Linked DNA regions of Homo sapiens: all the other regions are linked to region 1. A link is an interaction called in ENCODE POLR2A ChIA-PET data of the cell type or tissue named here. Cell type or tissue: GM12878. All regions are shown on one strand. Region 1 has its middle 50 kb from the start of PPARGC1B. Region 2 overlaps PPARGC1B (PPARG coactivator 1 beta). Region 3 overlaps PPARGC1B (PPARG coactivator 1 beta).

Evidence for each region. Peaks named below come from ENCODE experiments on the same cell type or tissue, not always from the same donor. Only the 100,000 strongest peaks of a DNase experiment are listed, where the experiment ranks them.
Region 2: POLR2A ChIA-PET joins it to region 1 with 5 read pairs; 2 of 35 experiments call an interaction of 5 or more read pairs at or near these places.
Region 3: POLR2A ChIA-PET joins it to region 1 with 5 read pairs; 2 of 35 experiments call an interaction of 5 or more read pairs at or near these places.

The regions. Positions count from the first base shown.
Region 1 is chr5:149,676,658-149,684,657 of GRCh38, forward strand. No RefSeq gene overlaps it. Among named protein-coding and RNA genes, the nearest start is that of PPARGC1B, 50 kb to the right of the region's middle. RefSeq lists enhancers at 3,697-4,016, 4,107-4,156. In GM12878, no CTCF peak of the experiment used is centred here; DNase peaks (open chromatin) are centred at 1,374 and 4,214; H3K27ac peaks cover 1,305 bases.
Region 2 is chr5:149,801,812-149,809,811 of GRCh38, forward strand. The region is part of intron 1 of PPARGC1B (PPARG coactivator 1 beta); the gene reads left to right. Among named protein-coding and RNA genes, the nearest start is that of MIR378A, 73 kb to the left of the region's middle. RefSeq lists enhancers at 2,425-3,234, 3,886-4,535, 4,125-4,269 and a cis regulatory region at 4,192-4,202. In GM12878, no CTCF peak of the experiment used is centred here; DNase peaks (open chromatin) are centred at 3,300 and 4,170; H3K27ac peaks cover 5,723 bases.
Region 3 is chr5:149,773,346-149,781,345 of GRCh38, forward strand. All of the region lies in intron 1 of PPARGC1B (PPARG coactivator 1 beta), which reads left to right. Among named protein-coding and RNA genes, the nearest start is that of MIR378A, 45 kb to the left of the region's middle. RefSeq lists enhancers at 1-364, 4,109-4,288, 7,300-7,379. In GM12878, a CTCF peak has its summit at 2,636 (motif pointing left); DNase peaks (open chromatin) are centred at 2,636, 3,296, 3,826, 7,476 and 1 weaker place; H3K27ac peaks cover 5,750 bases.

The DNA.
Region 1 (8,000 bases):
AGAGTTGACTCACCTGGCAGAAAAGTTCATCCCTTTCTCAATTCCCCTTCAGTTCTTCAAGGAGAAAGCCTTGAATGGGTGCTAGACTCTCCAACACCTCTCTGACATTTACTAACCTCCCTTTTCTATAAAGAGAGAGCAAGCCTCAGTCTCAGAGCCTTCAGCAGGCAACAGTGTCTAGCTGGGATTTGATAACATTTCATTGCATGTATTTTTATGGCTGCCTTCCATTTATGGTCAGTGATATCAAGTTTCCAATTATGGCAGTGATATCGAGTTTCATTTTTCATTAAGGCATTTAAGCTAAGGGGGAAAATAGACCACTTTTAAACATATATTAAGTAAATAATGGTACAAGTGGTCTAGAGCTATGGCAAAAAACAGGAGGGGAGGACTCAGATGACAGAAGGTTGGGAAAAACTTGGATAGTAAAAAGAGCACTGGGTTTGGAGTCCTGAAACTGTGTGTAAGCACTTATGTCCTCCTCCTCCCAGTTGTGAGGACTCGTTGACATCCAGGATGGGAAAGGGCTCCAGGAACCCTGGGGCCTCTTGGGACATTCCTTATTGTCAGAATAACAACAGGAGGCAGTCTCCACCCTGATCCTCCCACTGGGTCCTGGGCATGAAGGTGGGAGTTAGCAGTGTGGGGTAAGGTTAGTGTCCACTTCATTCTAGTAACTTTTTTGGTTCATAAAAGAAATTAAGCCTGAAAAGCAAATCTCCCCAAAGATAAAATATTCAAGGCCGGGCATGGTGGCTCATGGCTATAATCCTAGCACTTTGGGAGGCCAAAGTGGGTGGATTGTCTGAGGTCAACAGTTCGAGACCAGCCTGATGAATGTGGTGAAACTCCATCTCTATCAAAAAAAATTAGCTGGGTATGGTGGTGTGCACGTGTAGTCCCAGCTACTCGGGAGGCTAAGGCAGGAGAATCGCTTGAACCCGGGAGGTGGAGGTTGCAGTGAGCTGAGATTGTGCCATTACACTCCAGCCTGGGTGACATAGCAAGACTCCGTCTCCAAAAAAAAATAAAAAATAAAAAAATAAGAAAACATAAGTTGTCCAAACACTGTTAGGTATACTTTGCTCTCCTGAAGTGGTGTCTAAAACTGAAGCCACAGGAAGGTTTAGAATGTGAGGCTGTCGCCGGTGTCAGCTTGGTACTCAGTACAGTTCCTGAGCACCAGGAGCAGGGCAGTCTGGCATTGGTCGCCAAGGGGAAGCGACCTCTCTGTGGCCTGGGGAGTTGCTGTTGTTGCAAGACTGAGAACTCAGTGCTCCCGTTCCTGGGGGCTTCCTCTTACAAACTTTCGATCTTGATGTTGGTGGGTGTGTTCCTGCCTACTCCACTCCCCAGGCCCCAGTGCCCGGGAGCTTGACCAGCATGGGCACTGCCAGACTGTGAAACAGGGGATTTCCTTCAGGGCATTTCTGCAGTCACCACAGTTGAATCTCTCTCTTTGTTTACTTCTTATTGCCAGTTGTCACCTACTCCTGGAAGGTAAGCTGAATGAGGACAGAGCCTTGTTCTCACTGGTGTGCCCAACACCTTTTGCAGTGTCTTGTGCTTAATAAGGATGGTTGAAGAAACAAATGAATGGGAAGGACCAGAATGTAATCTTAACGTTCAGCTTCCTCACAAGGCCCCAGACAGACTCCTTAGAGCATGATTGCAAAATATGGAATTGGGAGTGAGTTGGAAATTGGCTTTTTCTTGCCCCTGTGACCTCTTAATCTAAAAAAAGTCTTAAGGAATGAATCCTTTTAAAATGAAAGTTTAAGGCATTTAAAATTGCTCTGAGTTCAAAAATCTAAAGCAATATTTAAGGAGCATTGGTATGCTTTCATTAGTTACCTAAGTCACAAAAATGTTCCCTTTGGGGCTGGATCCGGGGAACGAGAGGGTTCCACATGGTTCCATGGGACAGCGCAGCTGGAGGAGGGTGGTTTGCTCCAGTTCACTCTGGAGAGGTAACATTAGGGCTGACCAGTGCCTAATGTCCACCCTAGCTCACCACCACTTTGCTTTCAACGGGGACACAAATCCTGATTCTTCCCTTAGTAGCCATGGGACATTAGGCAAGTCACATCACTTCCTCCAATGGGGATAATAATGGTACCTATGTTATGAGGAACTGGGGAACTGTTTTAAGAATTAAATAAATGCGTGCATGGAAAGTCCTTCAAACAGTATCGTCCATAGTAGGTGCTCAAAAAATATCAGCTTTAATCATTATTTCTTCCATTTTTCCTTTCTGTAATATAATGAGACGAATTCCAAGAATATAAAAGCATTGCAAATTATTTTAAGGGAAAATAGGATTTATGGTCTCTAACAAATAAAGTGTACATTTAGAAGGGTGACGTAAATTCCAAGAGACAAATGTTGTTATCAGTGAGTTGGGGATTTTCCCTCCTATAGTTTCAGCAACTTTCCTAAAGATGTATGATCTCTGTTTAAACCCCAAGCGCTCAAAATGTTAGAGGCTTTACTGAAGTCAAGCGTGGGTGACCTCTGCTTTTAATCAACAGGCAAACTGAAGAGACTCCCTAAAATTTAATAGCTATAGCTCCATTTGTTTTTTTTAAATCACCAAATTAAAAGTAAACCACAGATTTATAATTATTGCCTGAAGTATTACACTTTGAAATGTAATATACTGATTATGATAACTTGCAGAGAAAATCAACTTATACATAATGGATTTTTATGTCCCTAAATTACTGAAATTATTTTTCACCTAAAAAGAGATTGCACATAGTTTAATTTTCCCTTAAATTTTCATTCACCGCACCCCATCTCTTCCAAATGCAACAGAATCTTTTTCCCCAAGGTGTCAATATTAGAGGGAATCATAATTTCTACTCTGGAACCCTTCCCTCTTCCTTGGAATTTGCTTCCCATGACTGCACACACTCAGGCCCCTCTTCTCTCTCGTAAATTCAGCTCCCAGCTGAAGAAACCAAAATACCAGGACGCAAGGACAGGGATGGTCTGTTCTGAGGATCTTCAGGGAATGAGCTATACCCATCTTCCTGTCAAAGGCATTTCCCAATTATTCTCCTGAAAGACCAAGGCAGTCTCCCTTCTGGGAAGAAGGGGAGAGGGTGTGGATACACATGCCTCACCCCCTGCCGCCTGTTAACATGTAGCTGAATTCTAGAGTCGTAACTTGATGTCCTGCAGTGTTAATTCCCATTTTACTGATGAGGAAAGGGTAGGTGGCTGTAGGGTGACATTGTATAGGCCATTTCTTCAACAGGATTTTGCTCGGTTCTGTTTTGAGCACCTGCGGTGGACCAGGCCCTGCTTTAGGTGCTGTCCACACAATGATGAGCAAGACAGTTCTACATCTCCCTGGAGCCTGAATATCTTTATCGGTATAGTGGGGACAAAAATCCCACAACAATGACTTGGCCCTTCTCAAGGTGTTGTGTGGAGATCAGCTGAGCTAATGGAGGAGAAAGTGCTTTGTAACATATTAAGGCATGATACCAACATGAAGAATGATCAGGTATAGAGTGAAAGTAGATGTTAAAAAAGAAGGCTTGTTTTTCTGCACTCTTTATTAAATGATAACAATAACAACCACTCATTGTGCACCTACTGTTTGCCAGCCATTTTATGCACATTCTTCCAAGACCTCACAGCAACCCCCAAGAGAGCTGTATGATCTCTTGCAGGGGCCAGGGCAGCTTGCCCTAGGTCACGCGGCTCGTGTGTCTTGGAGCCAGGATTTCAGCCAGCACGACCTGCCCATTTCCCTTTTGGCAGACTCTCATGTAGGCTGTGGGGCAGGGCCTAGGTATCCTGGAGAGAAGGACCAAGGAAAGGCTGAAGGTAGAATGGAAGAGGAAGGAAGAATAAATGCATCTCCTTCAGGATCACAGAGGCAAAGATGAGCCCTGGGGGTGCCAGGGAACTTCTCAGGAAACAGGCAGTCAGGGACAATGACTTAAGGGTTTGGTAAGAGTTTCTAAACCTTTGTAACTTCCTCTTATTGGTTCTTCCATTATTCAGGCCTTCTGCCTATGGGAAGAAGCAATGAAACACAGCCTCTGTCTACCCATATGTATTAAGTGCCTACTATAGTGCCAGGCAGGCAAAAGGAGATGGGCTGGGGAGATGTCTTTTCAGAGGCAGGAGGAAGGGAAGTGTTGAGGAGTCCTGTGATGCACCCACTGTGGCTGAGAATGAGAACTCCAGAGGACTGAGAGCATGGGGGTGGCTCAAAAGAGGAACGGAAAGCCCATGAGTCTCTAGGGCCTTCAGAGAAGAAGAAAAGGGGAACAGGGAGGCATAAGCCCAACCTGGTCCTGAGCTGGGTGGGCCAAGAAGGGCGAGGACTTGGCCCTGACCCTGCCACAGGCTGTCACAGGGTTGAAATTGGGCTTGGGCTGGGCTATGTCCTCCTTGGCCCTCCAAGCCCTGAAGTTCCTCTTCCTCCTCCCTCCTCCCTCCCCTGCTCCACAAGCACCCACTCTTGCATTCTTGGGGAATCAAAGGCTAAAAATAAACAGTTGCCACCAGACTCTGGGCCCAGGGGGGAATGGGTTCCACAGGAGTCCTGTGGACAGTGGGTTGAGGCTGGGGCGAGGGGACGGAAGGTGGGGGGACAGCTAAAGGTCTTAGGACTCCCCCAAGTGGTGATGCAAATAGTCCCCCCACCCCCCACCCTGGCTCTGGAAGAGCCAAGCCTTCTAGCCTTCAACTCCATGACCTTCTACAGCTAGGGCTATTTGGATCCTGGGCAATGTCACTGTGCCTGCTGGAGAGATAGAGCATGTGGCAAAAAATAGCTTCACCTCCTTGCAGTATTCCTACCCATAACTGGACTCAGAGAGTCTTTATCAGTCCAAAGGCATTCTCCCAGTGGAGCAAAGGTGCTTTTCTGGGAAGGCAGAACCCGTGACTCCTCAGCCCAGAGAATACTTAGTGGGGTTCTCCTTACCGAGAGCATCGCTGGAATCCTTTGGAAGAGAGTCCAGTTTTTGGGGTGGAAGGCGGGGTGGGGAGTGGGAGCCGATGTCAACTAGCAGCACACATCTGTCATCTAAGAAATCTTCTTGGGTCTTAGCTGTCCTCCACTCTTCTGTCTGTGTCACTAACAAACACAAGTCCACTTCCAAAACTTACTTGATGGATTCATGGAATGTTCCAATCGAGTAATTGCCCAGACTTTTGTCTCTAGGAATCCAGGGGCTGGGAGACCCTCCCTGGCTCTGTGTTAACTCCATATTTAGCCATAAAGAGACTGCACCTCCAGGGTCAAGGACCCTGGTGCCTCTGAAAATATTAATAAGAACAATAATAACAACACTAGCTACCATGCATGGAGCACTGCTGATGTACCAGGCATTGTGGTCATGACTTTATGTGGATTATCTCCCTTAATCCTCACAACAACGCATGTTATAGTTTCATACCCATTTTACAGGTGGGAAAAATGAGACCTGGGGAGATTAAGTTGCTGCCATTTGCACACACATAGTCAGTGATGGAGCCCAGATGAGATGGTTTATAACAGTCTGACTCCAGATCCCATACTCTGAGCCTCTACGGAAAATGTTCTGTTTCAGATGAAGGACCCACCAGGGAACAGGAAAGAAAGGCTCAAGGCCAGTGGCAAGAGTCCCCAGAACATTTCCCTGGAGAACTTTCACTGTGCCCTGTCCACTGCTGTGTCCCCACAATTGCATTCTGCAATCCCACTAGCAATGGCTTGGTCAGAGGTCGAGCCACCCTGACCTCTCGGGCCCTTGCATACGCAGTTCCATCTGTCTCAAATGCCCTTCCCTCTGCGCTGAACTTGGCCAACTCCTGCCCAGATTAATAGCTCTTTCCTCAGAGAAGCCTGACCTGGCCAGATTCAGTCTCACCACGCCATGTAACTCTGTCTTACAGGCTCTAGCACAGTTGTTATGGAAATGTGTGTTAGAATTTATGGTATCTGTCTCTGAAAGGAATGTAAGCAGGAACCGTGTCTATCTTGTTCACCGAGATATTCCTGCAACTTAGCCCAGTGCCTGGCACATAGTAAGTGTTCAGTAAGTACTTTTGAAGGAAGGAAGGAAGGAAGGAACAAATGAATGAATGATTTGTCAAACGTTGACTGGATGATTGAACCAGTGATCTCAAATGCATTTGGCTGATGGGATGTAGCAGCCGTTGTGCAGAGCAGGAGGGAGGCTGAGGGGAAGATGCTACCGTGAGAGACAGTGCCTCCCTGGGGGCGGTGACAGAGAGAGAGAGGAAGGAACTGCATGGCCTGTGATGAACTAGATTACCCCAAGACTCCATCCAACCTTGAAATGCTGTTACTTGATGTGAGGATGGGCTGGCGTCCCAGATGTCAACCCTTTAAGGTCATGGTCCCCCAGGCCCTCCTCGTTTACCTGAAGAATCCATTGGAGTAAATCCGACCCTATGAGTTCTAAACCTTGTGAGGAAAGAGCTGCATAAAATTGCTTTGAAATGGTCATGGTGGAAGCTCCTCCAAAGCAGCTCATTCTGGAGGGTGGGATTCCTGAGGGCGTTTGTTTCTACATCACATGTTTCTTTTATGATTTCTCCCTCCCTTAACTTCTTCCCCCCAAAAAAATTACCTTTGTATTAAGAGTAACAAAGCCAGCCGGGCATGGTGGCTCACGCCTGTAATCCCAGCACTTTTGGGAGGCCAAGGCGGGCAGATCACAAGGTCAGGAGTTTGAGACCAGCCTGACCATGGTGAAACCCCGTCTCTACTAAAAATACAAAAATTAGCCAGGTGTGGTGGCTCACGCCTGTAATTGCAGCCATATGGGAGGCTGAGTCAGGAGAATCACTTGAGCCTGGGAGGCAGAGGTTGCAGTGAGCCGAGATCGTGCATTGCGCCACTGCACTCCAGCCTGCGTGACAGAGCGACACTCCATCTCAAAAAAAAAAAAAAAAGTAACAAAGCCAAGTTATTAAGGACGTCTTCAAATATTTGGGGGGTAGAAGTGCCTATTCTTTAAGGAGTTTCTGGTTGCAGAGAATGAGGAAAAGGGAGGAAAGAGAGGCTGGGAGTGAGTGGCTGAGTCGGAATGACAATACCACTGATGACTTGTTTTTCTTATTTTGACAATTAACATGCAGTAAAATTGACTTGTGTGTGTGTTACATTTTTTTTTTTTTTTTTTTGAAGAGCCTTGCTGCAGTGGTGCAATCTTAGCTCAGTGCAAACTTCGCCTCCTGGGCTCAAGCAATCCTCCACCTCAGCCTCCCGAGTAGCTGAGATTACAGGTGATTGCCACCATGCCCAGGTAATTTTTGTACTTTTTGTAGAGATAGGGTCTCACTATGTTGCCCAGGCTGGTCTCAAACTCCTGGGCTCAAGTGATCCACCCACCTTGGCCTCACAAAGCCTGGGATTAGAGGTGTGAGCTGCTGTGCCCGGCCAGTTCTACAAATGTTAACGTATATGTAGATTTGTGTAACCACCATTGCAATTAGGATATAAATCAGTTCCATCTGTCCAAAAAACTACCTCGAATTGCCCTTGATAGTCACGCCCTTCTCCCAGCCCTGACTCCTGGCAACCGCTGGTCTGCTCTTCATCGCCCTAGCTTTGTCTTTCAAGAATGCTGTGTAAATGGAATCATACAACACATAACCTTTTGAGACTGGCTTCTTTCACTCAGTTGTTCCATGTATCAGTGGTGAGTACCATTTTACTGCTGAGTAGGTTTCTGGTGGTGGTCTAGTAGACAAACCACAGTTTACTTACCCATTGAGCAACATTTGAGTTGCTTCTAATCTTTGGTGATTGTGAATAGAGCTGCTATAAACATTTGTGTACACGTTTTGGTGTGCATGTAAGTTTTCATTCCTCTAGGGAAATTACCTAAGAATGAGATGGCTGAATTATATGTTAAATAAAGGTTTCACTTTATAAGAAACTCCCGAACTGTTTTCAGGGAGGCTGCAGCATTCTGCAATCCCACTAGCAATGTATGAGGGTTGCGGTCAGTCTTCAT
Region 2 (8,000 bases), 130 kb after region 1:
AGGAAGCTACAGGAAGGCCCAGCAACCCAGAGAGGCTGCAGCTGTAGTTGCTTAAGGACTCTTGTGTAGTAATCTCACTGATGGCCATTGTCTTTTGAGTATCTACTTTGCACTAGACACTATGTGAAGCCCTTCTCGTTAATCCTCATAAGAACCCTAAGCAGGTGGGTGTACCCTATTTTACTGAGACCCGGAGAAGTTAAATCATTTGGCCAAGATTACACAGCTCAGCACCGCCCCGTCCCTGACCCCCGAGCTCCTCTGGTTGACGGTCCTCTGGATAAGTGTTCTCCAGTTCACTTTGACCCTTCTCAGGACTTGGCCCAAGGCCCCAGCTTCTGTCTGGTTGCTCCAGTGACCCTCAGTGTAGTGTCTGCCCTGACCTCAGGAACCAGTTCAGAGCTGGTCTGGAAGAGCATTGTCCTACACGGTCTGAAAGGACACAGCCATGTGGCCCTCGCTCCTCCGTCCCTCCTGGCTTGCTGGCTTCTGGCAGCACTCAATTTGCGACGTGAGCTGAACCGGTTGTGTCTCTGGGCTTTGCATGTTGCCTGCCTCCCGGGATTCAGATGGTCTCTGCTGCTTGTTTTTATTTTTCTTCTTGACTTCCTCTCCTCTCCTCCTTTCCCTCTGCTCCCACCCTGTCCCCATCTGTTGTGGCCCCATGGGGGTCTTTTCCTCCCCTCCCAGATGTGCAGGCAGGATTTGGGATGGAGGCAGAAGCCTCCTTCCTTCTGGCTTCTCGAGAAGGAAGGAAGCTAACAGTTTGGACAGCTGTTACCTGCCGGGCTCTGGGCTAGGCTTTTGGCATACGTGATCACACAGAGCCCTCATGACACTTCTGTGAGGCATACACAGCTTTATCTCTACAGATGGGGCAGCTGGGGCTGGGAGGACTCAGGTGTTGCATCCATGGTCACATGATAAGGATCTGACTCGATTTAAAATTTTTGGCTTCCCAAACTTAAATGTGCCTATGAATCACCTGAGTATTTTGTTAAAATGCAGATTCTGATTCAGGAGGTCTGGGATGAGTGTGAAGGGCTGCGGTATTTAATAAGCTCCAGGAGAGGCTGATGCTGCTAGTTCATGGACCACAACATGAGTAGCATAGGGAGGAGCCAGCAGAGCTCCCACTTGCCACTTAAGGGATTCTCCCACTTGAGGGTTCACCAGCCCTCAATCCACACCACCTCCACCCCCTCCACTGTCTTTCCTCCTTTTTAGGAATTGCTGATGGGGCACCTGACACTTTTCCACCCTGCCCACGTGCTGACCCTGCATGTCTCAGGGCCCTGGTTGTCTGCTCTCTGAGGTTGACCAGTGCTGGAATATGGGGGACTGAGGCTCAGAGAAGTAGAGGGACTTGTCCCAAATCTCATACTATTAGCACAGAGGATTCAGGTTGTGACTCCCCATCCAGTGTTCTCTACTATTGCTTCCACTAGGACTCAGAGGTCTTGAGATTCTAGTCCTGGTCCTGTCTTTGACTTGCTCTGTGACTTTAGGCAGCTCACTTTCCCTCTCTGAACCTCAGCTTTCCTGTTTGAAAAATGGCTTAACCTCTGCCCTGTTGTGAGTGTCAAATGGGAGAATATCTAATTTACAGCATAAAGGATTTTTATGAGCCCTGAGACCCACCAGTCCTAGTAGAGTGGGAGAAACCTAGTAGGGCAGGAAAGTGGGTTCTCGTGGTACTTACATGTGCGTATGGCAGGGGCTTCATTTGACAAAACACCTCCTTGTTCTGTCATTGAGAGAGTTCCTCGCCTCCTGCCTGTTTCTCTTAGTCCTGGGTGGCAATCAAGCATCTGATTTTCCCCCTTTCCTAGTTCAGGTGCCTGTTATTCTGTCATTAGCACACAGTAAGGAGGCCCAGGGGTGGGGAGCCTGCTGCAGTGCCACCCCCACCCCAGGACACATCCCTATTACTTGAGAAGAAGGGAGTGTGGAAACGTGTGATTCAGTTGACACAGATTCATTGTACTCGCCCAGTTCTTCGCTCTGGAACGCACTTCTACATAAGGCAGGCTCAGCTGTGGCTTAGGAGGCCAGCCAGAGCCTCGAGTCTGCAGGACCTGAGCGAGTGGTGGTCTGCTCAGCAGGCCTCCTTGGCTTCCCTTGGCCTCTGGCCCTCACTGACCACATGACCAAGGAGAGCCTGCTGGGGCCAAAGAGAACCTCTTTCCCACCAGCTTTATCTGGGAGCCTGTGGGTCTGCGTTTCTCATCATCTGACCCACTGGAAAAGGAAAGGCAGGAGTTTCCATAAGGGAATAAATGGATGCGGAAGGAAACCACCCCTCAACCCCCGGTAAAGGGGGGTTAGTGTGAGAGAGACTGCAGCCTTCACGATAGTGTGAGGCAGAGATGCCAAAACTGTCCTGGGAAATAGTGCCTCTGCGCCTCCACCCCACACCCTCCCGTCCTGCAAAGGTTTAGTAAGCACCTACTCAGTGCTTGGCACCTTTCCAGGTGCTGGGACTCAGCAAAGGACAAGGCCAGGTGCTTGGACAGTTTATATTCTGGAGAGGAGACGGATGGTCCCTGGTTCCATGCTATGCTTAAAACACAGTGATGCGGCCGGGTGCGGTGGCTCACACCTATAATCCCAGCACTTTGCGAGGCTGAGGTGGGTAGATCACTTGAGGTCAGGAGCTTGAAACCAGCCTGGCCAACATGGCGAAACCCCATCTCTACCAAAAATACAAAAATTAGCCAGGTGGTGGAGCATGCCTGTAGTCCCAGCTACTCGGGACGCTGAAGCAGGAGAATCGCTTGAACCCAGGAGACAGATTGCAGTGAGGTGAGCTCACACCGCTGCACTCCAGCTGGGGCGACAGAGTGAGACGCTGTCTCAAAAAAACAAAAACAAAAACCCACAGTGATGTAATCCCCGTGAGTGGAAGGATTGGAGTGTTGGGGAAGGCCTCTCTCACTGCGACTGAACAGTGGGAAGGTGGCCCCAGGACCTGGGGGAGGTGTCCCAGGTGGACAGCCCCAGACAGAGGGTTGTGTTCCATGGGAAGGAAGAAGGCCACCATGCCTACTGTATAGGGAGGGTGGGAGAGTCCAGGAGGTGGTGAGAAAGCAGGCAGGCTCCAGCTGCACTCGGCCCCTGAGGACTCCGGGTTTTAGTCAAGGGCAATGAGAAGTCAGGGGAGGGTTTTCAGCAGGAGAGTGAGCGATGAGCCCTGGTATCCGCTCTGCCTCCAGCTCGCTGGGCATGGTGGGCAAGCCCTGCCCCTCTTGATGGGAGCTTCCTCCTTCGTGATGTTGCCTGGGCTTCTGGAACCCAGGAAGACTCTCAAAGGTACTAACAGGTGTGGAGAACTTTCCCCTCCCCATTCTTTCAAAGTCACATAGATAACATGGGGAATGCCCACTTTGCTGGATTCTCACAGGCTGCTCAGACACCCTGAGTGGTAAATACCATGGACTTGGGGAGTGGTTTCTTAGTCTGGGGTTTGGGTCAAATTAACTATCATAGGGTCCTTAAATAGCCTACAAAGTAGTGTATATGGAAAATAGGTACGTGTATATGAGTTTATGCAAATAGAGAATTCACATGCAAGATACATCACCCTACTTCTAATGTGTAAGAAAGAAATAGAAATATGGCTATTTATTTATTTATTTGTTTTTTTGAGACGGAGTCTCACTGTGTCCCCCAGGCTGGAGTGCAGTGGCATGATCTCGGCTCACTGCAACCTCTGCCTCCCGGGTTCAAGCGATTCACCTGCCTCTGCCTCCCGAATAGCTGGGATTACAGGCGTGCACCACCACGCCTGGCTAATTTTTGTATTTTTAGTAGAGATGGGGTTTTGCCATGTTGGCCAGGCTGGTCTCGAACTCCTGACCTCAGGTGATCTGACCCACCCACCTTGGTGCTGGGATTACAGGTGTAAGCCACTGCGCCTGGCCTATTTATCTTTTTTGCCAATCACATAATGTTAAATTCACTCTGGTTAAATAGGAATATGATGGGTTGCCACTATATGACTTTTGGTTAATAAACATGGGAAACCTAATTAACTCTTTCATAATTCCTCCCATTTCAAAGCCCAGGGCCATGGTGGAGCTGTGGGGGTTCCCCAGGGAGCCCAGTGTGGGAACCACAGGACCAGATGGGCTGTGAGGCCCCTCCAGCTCCCACGCTGTGCAGCAGCAGGGGCAGCTGTGGGCCGAGCACTGCTGAGTCATCTCTCCCTCGGCCTGGTCATGTGTTGGCTGACAAGCCCAGGCTGGTGTGGAGTCCTGGCCTGGGTTATTGGGGAACTGACTTCAGCTCTGGCCTGCCGAGGCCCCCAGCCTACTGGGAAGGGGGAATCGCCAGCTACCTACTGCCTGTCCACCCACCTGAGGGTCCCCTGTCTGTTCATAAACCCCAGGAGCCGGCCACCTGAGAGGGCTGCATATCCTGGGTGTGTGAGTGCTGCCTGGGGGCTCTGGCATGACAGCAAGGCGGCAGTCAGCTCCAGGCAGCACTGGGCTGAAGGTGTGCACTGGCATCTTGCTGCCCTGTTGAGCATGACATTTCCTTAAATGCCATGAAGGGGCTGCCTGACCTTCACTCTCTTGCCAGGACCCCCTTTCTACCTCTTTCTGGGTTATTTATAACAGTGTTTACAAGAAAAAGGGCTTCTCAGCTGAGCCCTGGCCCTGCTCCCTCGGTCTCTCCTGCCAGCCAGGGCAGGAGATGCGGAAATAGAACCAGAGAACGTGGACACTATAGGACCCCAGAAAACACCTCCAGATGGAGTGTGTGGGACACTTTGTTTTTTTAGGTCTCTGGGACTTTTTTTTTTTTTTTTTTGAGACAGTTTCGCTGTTGTCGCCCAGGCTGGAGTGCAATGGTGTGATCTCGGCTCACTGCAACCTCCGCCTCCTGGGTTCCAGCGATTCTCCCGCCTCAGCCTCTCGAGTAGCTGGGATTATAGGCACCCACCACCATGCCCAGCTAATTTTTGTATTTTTAGTAGAGACGGGGTTTCACCATATTGGTCAGCTGCTCTCGAACTCCTGTCCTCAGGCCGTCCACCCACCCTGGCCTCGTAAAGTGCTGGAATTATAGGCTTGAGCCACTGTGCCTGGCCAACTTTTTAAAAAAAATTGTGGTAAAATGTACCTAACATAAAATTTACCCTTTTTTTTTTTCCTTTTTGAGACAGGGTCTTGCTCTGTCATCTAGGCTAGAGTAGTGCAGTGGTACCATCACAGCTCACTGCAGCCTCAACTTCCTGGGATCAGGTGATCCTTCCACCTCAGACTCCAGAGTAGTTGGGACAATAGGCATACGCTACTGTGCCTGGCCAATTTTTGTATTTTTTTTTTTTTTAGAGACAGGGTTTTGCCACGTTGCTCAGACTAAAATTTACCATTTATAAAGTACAAAACAGTGGCATTAAGTCCATTCACCATGTCATAAAACTATCAGCAGTCCAGCACTTTTCTGTCCTCCCAAAGTCAGGTACTTTGTCATCCTCCTGACACAGGAGGATGGCTGGCATGTCCCTAGGCACATCTGAATTTTGAGGAAATCCCACACAACATGGCAAGGAAAGGAAGCACCTGCCAGCTCATGAGCAGGGTGTCAGTGGTCGCCCCTTCAGCCGTGTGACATGAGCAACAGTCACCCTTTGCTTTCCTTCCGACTCAGGACCAAGGTCAGAATTCCAGCGAGTAGACTGCCAGAGGACATCCTGATTGCAGGAAGAACCAGGAATCTGCTCCAGTCTCTTTCTTTTCTTAAGCAAAATCGATGCATTTCACTAACTTCACTCCTTTCATTAGAAATAGGGCACGTGTTTTGTAACTCACCTCAAAGCTGAATGCCACCCCCCATCCTGGCAGGCCATTCACCATCTTTGAGAAGAATTTAATAACAGTTCCTGGAGAGTTTCTTATAAGCATTTTACAGTTTTCCTAAATACCTCATGAGGGCTGGAGCAATTCCACAGCAACTAGGAGGTTATGGGCCCCATTGCAGAGATGTTGAAACTGAGGCCCCACTAAATGGCGTGACCCGAGACATGGTCCCATTTTAGTCACCTGCATGAACAGTAACTTTCTCCATCTAATCCCGCCCAGGTGAGGGCTAAGGTAAGGCAAAGGAGGCACTTGGCTCTGGCACAAAATTTAAGGAGATGCTAAAAAACTCAGTCGTCAAGATCAATCCTATTTATATCAGTGTTTAAAAAATAATTGATATAAATATCCATGCTGAACAAAATATCCAATTTTAAAACAAAGGCAGAAACAGCAACGGGGCCATGCGTAGCCCTACAGGAACCGAGGCAAGAGGGAAAAAATTGGCACCACTGACCTCACCTTTACTTAGAATTTTGGTATTTTGTTAATCTTGGGTGGATATTTTGCATTAATTTTAAAATTGCATTAAAATATGATCTACCTTGATGACTGAGTATTTTGATGTGTAAGGCACCCTAATTCCAGCCCCAGCTCCACCTCCCAATTTCTGTGAACTACTGGAACAGCTGACCCCTGCCTTCAGGTCCCCAGGCCCTGGGGTCCTTGGATGCCAGGGCCTTTCACTCCTGAGAGTCAAGAGAGCAGCTGAGGATGGCATTTGATCCCTGCAGTCTATTTTTGTGCCTGCCCTTCAGCAACTGATAAAATGTTGCTCTCGGTAGAGCTGATGTGTTGAAATGGTGAGTGTTGATGTCAGGTGGTTTGTGTGATCATGTATCTTCATTCTTGACCTTGTAGAGGGGCCTGGAACCAGGAAAGAAACTGAACTCTCAGCGTTTTTGCCCCCCACAGACTTTGACAAAACCTGAAATTGTTATCTGGTGACTGAGGCTGCCAGGAAGCTTGGTCTTGTCTTGGGGCTGTGTGGAAAAAATGCACATGTTGCGCTCTCTTGTTTTTGTACACGGTCCTATACCCTTTACAAGACACTCATTTTGTTTCTTGAACGCATGTTTATTGAGCACCTACTATGTGCCAGGCATTATGCTGGGCATTTGGGATACAGTGGGCAACAAGGCAAACCCAGACACAGCCCCTGCTCACATGGAGCTGCCAGTTGTGGGAGGCAGCAGTAAACAAGTAGATAAATTAGTAATGGGGGTAGTTCTGGAGATGGATGGTGGTGATGGCTGCATAGCAATGTGGGTGTACTTAATGCCACTGAACTGCACACTTAAAAATGTTTAAAATGGGCCAGGCATGGTGGCTCATGCCTATAATCCTAGCACTTTGGGAGACCAAGGCAGGAGGACTGCTTGAGCCCAGGAGTTTGAGACCGGCCTGGACAACACAGAAAGACCCCTATCTCCACCTTAGATAGATAGATAGATAGATAGATAGATAGATAGATAGATAGATAGATCCATCTCTACCATAGATAGATAGATAGATAGATAGATAGATAGATAGATAGATAGATCCATCTCTACCATAGATAGATAGATAGATAGATAGATAGATAGATAGATAGATAGATCCATCTCTACCATAGATAGATAGATAGATAGATAGATAGATAGATAGATAGATAGATAGATCCATCTCTACCATAGATAGATAGATAGATAGATAGATAGATAGATAGATAGATCCATCTCTACCATAGATAGATAGATAGATAGATAGATCCATCTCTACCATAGATAGATAGATAGATAGATAGATCCATCTCTACCATAGATAGATAGATAGATAGATAGATAGATAGATAGATAGATAGATAGATAAGCAAGCAAGCAAGCTGGGAGTGGTGGTGTGCACCTGTAGTCCTAGCTACTAAGGAGGCTGAGGCGGGAGGATTGCTTGAGCCCGGGAATTCAAGGCTGCAATCAGCCATGATCATGTTACTGCACTCCAGCTCGGGCGACAGAGTGAGATCCTTTCTTAAAAAAAAAAAAAAAAAAAAAAAAAAATTAATCAATTTCATGTTATTTATATTTTACCACAATTTAAAAACATACTGATAAAAGGAGGCAGGGGATAGCAGAGAATGATAAGTGCTAATCGAGG
Region 3 (8,000 bases), 97 kb after region 1:
TCTGCCATGTTTTGTGCAGCTGGTGCATGGGTGAGCCTGGCAGCTGACCCTCCTCAGCCAGTGCTGCCTACACAGGGGAAGACACCTGCGGCTCCTGCTCTGCCCCGTGGGCAGGAGTGGGGCAAGGCAGCGTCTACTCTTAGGTGTGTCTCAGCCTGGCCCCTGCCTGGCTGGTTGCTCTGTTCTAGCCTGGTCCCTCCCAGGTCCCTCCTCACAAAAGGCAGCTCCACCTTCACAGACAGGGGTCAGGAGGAGGACAGACAGATGGAAATCACATATCCAAATCAGTGTGTAGTTACGCACTGAGAATGTGAGGAGGCTAACAGACACGGTGATGGGAGGCAGAGCGGCCGCGGGAGGGACTGAGATGGGGCCGGCAGGGTGGCCATGTGCTGGAAATGGATGTGTGAGGTGAAGCGCTTGGAGGCGTGGGGGAGGCTCAGCTCCCATCCCTCTCAGATGGGAGCTGAGTGCAAACTTCAGGAGGGAACTGGCTGCCCAGCGTGTTGGTGACTCTCATGAGAACTGGGGACTGTGGGCGGGGCTCAGCCTGCCCCACCTCTGCTGCCAGGCACCCCACTGGCATTTCTCTGGAATGTTGGTGCTCTGTCCCCAGATGCATGGCAGCCTGTACCTGCCAGTCAGAAAGCAGGTGTCCAGTGGTGAGCCTCAGGGCTCCAGCCTGAGCCCTCCTGCTTTGGCCACTGTAGCACCAGTTAAGAGAGCAAAGAAGGTACTTGTCCTGGGTCCCCCTTTCAGCTCTGACCTGAATTCCCTTTGGGGAGAGGCCATGGTGACATGGGCATCAGAGCCCCAGCGGAAAGTCCAGGGGTGGCACCTTGCAGCAGCCATGAGGCAGAGAGCCTGTGGAGTCCCCTGTTCCCCCCTAGTGAGGGGACACCGTCGTAGAGAAGTTTACAGAATGGGTGTCGGGGCCTGAGTTAAAGTTAGTGTTGCTGCTACTGACTGTGTGCACTGGGCTCCGGTTTCCTCACCTGCACAGCAGGGCTAAAAATCTGGCATAGCCCTGGGTGCTGTGAGGTTGCCATGAGATGCTACAGGTAAGGCATATAGCATTTAGCAGTGAGCCGGGCATATAGCAGCGGATCAGTAGAGGTCTGCGGCGCTGGTAATCCTTCTGGCTTCTGGTCCCACGATGACCGGCCTGACCACAATAATCACATCCGAGCATTAGCGGGGATTGGGATGATCTCTAGGACTCCCAGCTTTGACATTCATTCATTTGTTCATTCATTCATCTAGCATGCAGGCCACACCTCTTAGGAGTTTGTCTCTATTTAGGGTGCCAGGGCTTTAGGGACCTGTAATGACTAGGTCCCTGCCCCATGTGTGACCTGGCAGCTGGGCAGGCCTGAACCTCACCCCCTCTCCCTCCTGCCTCTGGCCCTATACTGACTTGCAGAACTCCATTTGTAGCTGGATCCTCAGGCCTTCTCAGAAGATGACAGATTCTCCAGGATCCACTCATGGGAGTCATGGAGACCAGGCTGCTGCTTTGGGAGTTGAGAGCATTTTGTCTAGTGGTTGGGTTCTATCCCTACTCGCGCTTCCCAGGATCTAGATGGGCTCATCTGGGACTCAGTGGAGCAGCATGTCCCCACAGCCAGAGAGCCGGGCGAGCTGCAGCCACAGCAGGCAGGGGAAACTGGTTCCACAATTCCACCTAGAATTGCTTCCCCCTTCTCCCTTTGGTGGGCTGTGTTCATTGGCAGCTGAGGGTTGTGTAGGGGTGGAGTAGGGCAGCTCCCTACTGTGGAGGCCTCCTGCCAGCCCCACATGGCTGAACTATCACCTCCTACTCTGGGCGTTACTGTAGAAGCCATAACTACAGCCCAGTGGGGGCAGAGGCAGCTGAGAATGCACATTTTTCTGTGGATCTGGAGAGGGCAGGGCATAGTGGTAATAGGAGGTGATATGGAGCCTAGGTTCTTGTCCCCACTATCATCACGGCCTTGTGTAACCTTGGACAGCTTCCGTGGCCCTGCAGGTCTTCAACTTCTTTCCCTTCACAGAGGCTCAGTGATTCTTGCCCTGCCTGCCGCCCAGGTTGCTTGGAGGATGCAGTAGGGTGACGCATGTGGCCACAGGGATAAAGGTCGTGACTGAGATGGTGCAGGAGCTGAGATGCGCCTTTCAGCACCCATGGCAGACAGAACGAATTCAGTCTCCACACTCTTACCCCTGAGCTCCAAGAGGCCTCAGAATCCACTGCAAAACAAGGCTTCAGGTAGTCCTCCCAATTAATTGAAGCTGACACTTGAGATAAACATTTTCTGAGAGACCTAGAAAGGCATGCTGAGTCTGCAGCTAGGCATGCCTTGTGGTAGGGGCTTTGGCTAGTGATGCCCACACTCTTCCCTGTCCTAGGATGGGAGCCAGGAAGCACTCAGGGATCTGAGCTCTGGATTTTCTGATCAGATTCTGCCTTTGGATCTCCTTCTCCAATTCACCCCCTACCCCCTTCTCTTTCTCCACATGCAACAATAAAGGGAGTTGTGGCATTAGGTGCACTGGACTGTCTAAAGAAAGTAAATCAGATTGGATAGAAATAAGTCCTTCCATTTTCCTCTCCCTGACCTAACAAATTCTTATGACATAACCAAGCTGTCCAAAGCCAGTATTGCCCCCTAGTGGTTAGCATCAAGAATACATAGACTGCCCAACCCTCTTCCCCTCCACCTCCTTCTCTGCCATACCAAGATACCACCTCTTTTCCTCTGTCATTGTTACTAACTTTCTCTTCATACAAGTATGTTTCTTTTTGAACCCCTGTACATTCTATTCTAACTCTAATAGGTGTCATAGAAAAGGCAGCAGAGTGTAGGTGATGAAAGAACATTGGACTGGGAGTAGTAGGGGCTGAACCATAGCCTCACTTCTGTTGCTAGCTTGCAATGAGACCATGGGCAAATTCCTTTCCCTCTCTGGGCCTTGGTTTTCCTATCTGCACTACAAAAATTCTGCCTTATGCAGCGTTTCCCAAAAGAGGTTCCAAAGGTTTTTTTTATTTATTTATTTTTATTTTTTCAACTTCCAGCAGCACCCCAAAGCTTTTTAGGCTGGACAGTTTTGCATTGTGTAGGACTGCCCCAGGCACTCAGGACAGTTTGCATCCCAGATCTCCAAGTCAAATCATTGTGGTAGGTGGAACACCCACATGCTCCCTGGCAGTAATACTGCTGTGGTTGGCATTCGTTGAACTAGGGGATCTTGAGAGCATGTGTAGGTGGTTGCTGGTTTGATGAGAGTTGGGTGGGTCGTTGGTGTCAGCTGCAGCTAGGATGCAATGAAGACATCTGGGGCCCTGGGAATGACCCACCCAGAGGCCACCATTGTAGTGTAACGGAGGCACTGTGGCCTCAGCAGTTAGCCCCACATTCACATCCCCTCTCTGCCACTTGCTAGCTCTGGGGCTTCAGACAAGTTTGAGCAGGATTGTGTATGTGGTTCTCAGTTGACAATGGAAATGGCCCCGTAACCTTTTCCTGTTGGCAGCGGACAGGGAGAGGCTCTCCTGGCTTCCTGCACTCTGCACACACATGTGTGTACACACCCTTGCTCTTGCCCAGTTCCTGGTCCCGAGTCCTTCCCCACCCTCAGCCCAGCTCTTCCATTATTGTTAATGATCATGTCCTTGTGGGGAGCCCTTTCAGTTTGCAAGAAGGAGGTTATTCCCATTGTGCAGGTGCTGGGCCTGAGCCTCAGAAGGTAGTGTGGTTTCCCTTAAGCAGCAAGGCGAGGCTAGAATTCAGTCTGAATCTGTTCTTCTTCTTGTTTTTGCTGAGGCAGTTTTGTGGCTTTTTTCATCTACGATTTATCAAAAGCACTTAGTATATGCCCTGGCTTTAGAGTCATTTTCTCAATTTTCCCAAACACACATAGACCGACAAAGACCCCTGCTCACCACACATGCTCTGCCCACTTTACAGATGTGGAAACTTTAGAGGGAAGTCCAGAAACACATGCCACGGTTGCTGAGCTCTCTGTCTGCAGAACCTGTTCCCTTCCTCCCCCCACCACCCAAACTCTCCTACCTCCTTCCAAAAGCCACCACCCCCTGGGCCATTGGCAGCCCCTGCCCGGTTGTGAGGCCTGGCCTGAGTGGTGCTGACAATCAGGAGTGGGAGGGGGCCTGCCTGGCTCTGAGCTCAGGAGTGTGTTGGGAAATTCCGCCACCCTCCCACGCAGGCAGGGAAGAGTTAAGTGGCTGCCTTGTCCCTCATGGGTCCCAGAGGCCTCTTCACTCCTTTTACAGACTGGGTCTCCTAAGGAAACTGCCGGGCAGCCGGCCCCTCCCCCAGCATCCTCACATCTTGCCTTCTTTGGTCCTCTCTCCCCATGAGAACCACACCACCCAGGGCCTCTAGCTTCCCAAGATGGGGACACTTGGAAGTAGAGATTTAAAAACTGTCTTTGTAACACACACACACACACACACACACACACACACACACACACACAGTATCCGGCTGCTTGTATCCATGTAGCAGTGCCCCCCTCCCCCCCCACCACAGACACACACACAGAGTACCCGGCTGCTCATATCCATGTAGCATCACACACACACACACACACACACACACACACACACACACACAGTATCCGGCTGCTTGTATCCATGTAGCAGTGCCCCCCTTCCCCCCCCCACAGACACACACACAGAGTACCCGGCTGCTTATATCCATGTAGCAGCATCTCACACACACACACACACACACACACACACACACACACACACACACACAGAGTACCCAGCTGCTCACATTCCATGGAGCAGCAACACACACACACACACACAGAGTACCTGGCTGCTCGTATCCATGGAGCAGCATCAGCTGGGTCTCAGCAGGTGCTTTGTCTTGGAGGGGATGACAGAAGGGAGGCAGCCCCTGACCCAAGAGTGGTGAGGAGGCCTGGGTTCCTGGCAAGGCTTTAGTCTGTCTGTCTCTTACCCGCCAGTCTGCAACTCCGTGATGGGAGAAGAGGTCTGTGAGCTTCCCTGACTTAGCCTAGCCCTCCAGTGGCCAGAGAGACTCCAGAGGCAGGGAGAGGAGGCTCCAAGCAGAAGCGGGGCTCTTGGGCTCCCTGGGTTGGGGACCTTCAGGACTGTCTCATGGAGAGTACCTGCATCCCTGCCATCCCACCAGGTAGTGGCCACACAGTCCTCATGACCTCCCACAGCTGCTTGCGGCTGCCATTGGGCAGCTCTGATGGTCACAAGGGCTTCCTTAGAATAAATGAGCTGCAGTCTCAGCTCCCACCATAGCCTGGGCTTGGCGTCGTGGGCCCTCATAGAGCAAGGCTCACCCCTCCTGCAAGTCACAGCCCTTCACGCCCCTTCCTGCCCAAGCTCCCCTACCAGCACCCCAGGCCACAGGATCTGTCACTGCTTGGCTGTGGCTGGGTGACCACAGATAAAACCTGGCACTCATGGCCTCAGTTTCATTGTTTGAAAAAAGGAAAGTTTTATGGAGTGTGTGTAGTCATAAAACCATCCTCTTTTTTCCAGGATTCCAGAAAAAGAGATTATCCAGAAAGTTTTAGAAATATCTCACAGGGGAGATGACCCATGCCTAGCATCTGTGTTTGAGAGGGAGTTTCGTCACAGACCAGTGTCTAGGGAGCCCTAGAAAGCTGTTACTCCCAATAAGGCCTAGTTTTTGAATGTCACAAAAACTAGACTCCTCAGAAGGAGGAGACTCCTTGAGACAAAGTCCAGACTCCTCGGGACACCAAAGGCCCATCGTGATCTGACCCCAGCCAGACTCTGAATCTGAGTGCAGCCCATGGAAAGGAGTCCTGAATTTTGAGTCTGGTCTCTGCTACAGCCTGGCTGCACTGTCTCAGATTGCCAGGCCTCTCTGGCTTTGTCTTCCCACTGATAAGATGGGGATGAGGCTTGTTAGAGTTCAGTGGGGTGAGTGCATACACCATGCCTGGCACGATCTCAGTGCTGCTCAGTAACAAATACAATGGGCACTTTGCGTCTGGGGGAGGGGCTGCCTCTTCTGCCCTCAAGGCCAAGTTTTGAAACCCCCATCTTCACAAAGTGTTGCTGGACCACTTCAGGCACCACTGCAACATCCATGCCTTCAGGAGGTTTTTATTGAACATCTACTGTATAGCACACACTAAGGATACAACAGTGAAAAGACCAGCAGGCCACTGCATCCCTGGAGCTCTCTAGAGAGAGAGAAACAAGGAGACAAATCAGATAAAAAGCAACATGCTCTGGGAAGTCCAGGGAGGGAGGAAATAATGGGAGTCAGCTGGAGGGGGCAACAGGGAAGCCTGTTCCAGGAGTGACTTTTGAGACTACCTGGCAAAAAAGAGAATTTGAAAAGGTCTGGAGGGGTTCCAAGAGGAGGCCACAGGTGTGCTGGGGAGGAAGATGTGAGAGGCCTCCGGAGGTGGCAAGGTTAGGGCATGCCTGTGCCTTCCCACGACACTGTGTGCTGGGGTTGCCCAGGATGTATCCGGGATGCAGGGAGAGGCTTAGTGCTCCATGATTGAGAAAGGAGTAGATGGAGCCCCTTCCCAGCCCCTTCCCCTGGCCTTGGTCTGCACAAGATCTCTCCTGTTTGCTGGTGTCATTTTCATTTCCTAATACCCTCTGGCTGGCAGCAAGTGATTGACTGTGTCCTCAGCCCAAGATGCTGAAAGGAGGTCTGAGTGAAAGGGCTTTCCACCTAGGGGAGTGTAAGGAGAGAAAGCTGGGATGAATTCCTAGGCCCACAGGTACAAAGCCTGTTTCTGCTGCAGGGTCTGGGAGCTGGGAGACAGACGGGAGCAGAGCCGTGTGTGATTGGAGCATCGAAAACCCACACACCCAGAGCACAGGCTCCAGCGCAGGATGAGCAGCCAGAGCCCCGTGTGACCACCTGGCCCCAGGCCTGGCCGGTTCAGATTCTCATCCTTACTGGTCACCAGCTCTCAGTGTGTGACCCACGTTGGCTCTCCTGACCTTGAATTGGGTGCAGGATTTCAAATCAAGCCTTAACTAATGTTTAGTGGGCACAGTCCCAGTCTGGGAGGAAGATGTCCAGCTCTCCACTGTCTCAGCATTGAACCTGAGACAGGGTCCCTCTCCCTCTCCAGGCCTCGGATTCCCCATGTGTACAGTGAGAGGTTTGAACTAAAGGTCTCTAAGGCCCTTGTTGATTTGATGATCTGTTATTCCTGTTGTTCTAGTTTTGCAGGTCCTTGGCAGTGGAGGGGTAGTTGTGTGTCAGCGGTTAGATAATGTGAAGCATAGTTAATCTCAAAAAGTTATTGATAATTTTAAACATTAGGCACATTAATAGAAAGCTGGGGCCTAGAACTAGAGAGGAGATGGTTCTGTCACCAAAGTAGCCAAACAGATATGCTCTCAGAGAAAACAGAATCAAAAGCAGGATGACTGTAAAGCAGGTGTTCTTCCACATGGGTGGAGGCAGTAGAGGTGTGCAGCTCAGAGGAAACAGGCCACCTGCAAACATTGGCACGGGAGAGGCGTGGCACTGGTAAGTGGAGGTCAGAAGGGGAAGTTCTGGCTCGAGCTAAGAAGGGGCTTTCCGGCAGGGCGCGGTGGCTCATGCCTGTAATCCCAGCACTTTGGGAGGCCAAGGCGGGGGAATCGCCTGAGGTCAGGAGTTTGAGACCAGCCTGGCCAACATGGTGAAACCCCCATCTCTACTAAAAATACAGAAATTAGCCAGGCATGGTAGTGGGCACCTGTCATCCCAGCTACTTGGGAGGCTGAGGCAGAAGAATCACTTGAACCCGGGAGGTGGAGGTTGCAGTGAGCCGAGATTGTGCCACTGCACTCCAGCCTGAGTGACAGAGCGAGACTTCATCTCAAAAAAAAAAAAAAAAGAAGCAGCTTTCTGAATGAAAGATGGCATGAGCTGGCCTGCCTTGGGCAGTAGGGAGCTTCCTGTCATGGGAGATATGAGAGGGCAGGTGCATGGTCACCTGACAGGTTGGCTGTCCTTTGTCCT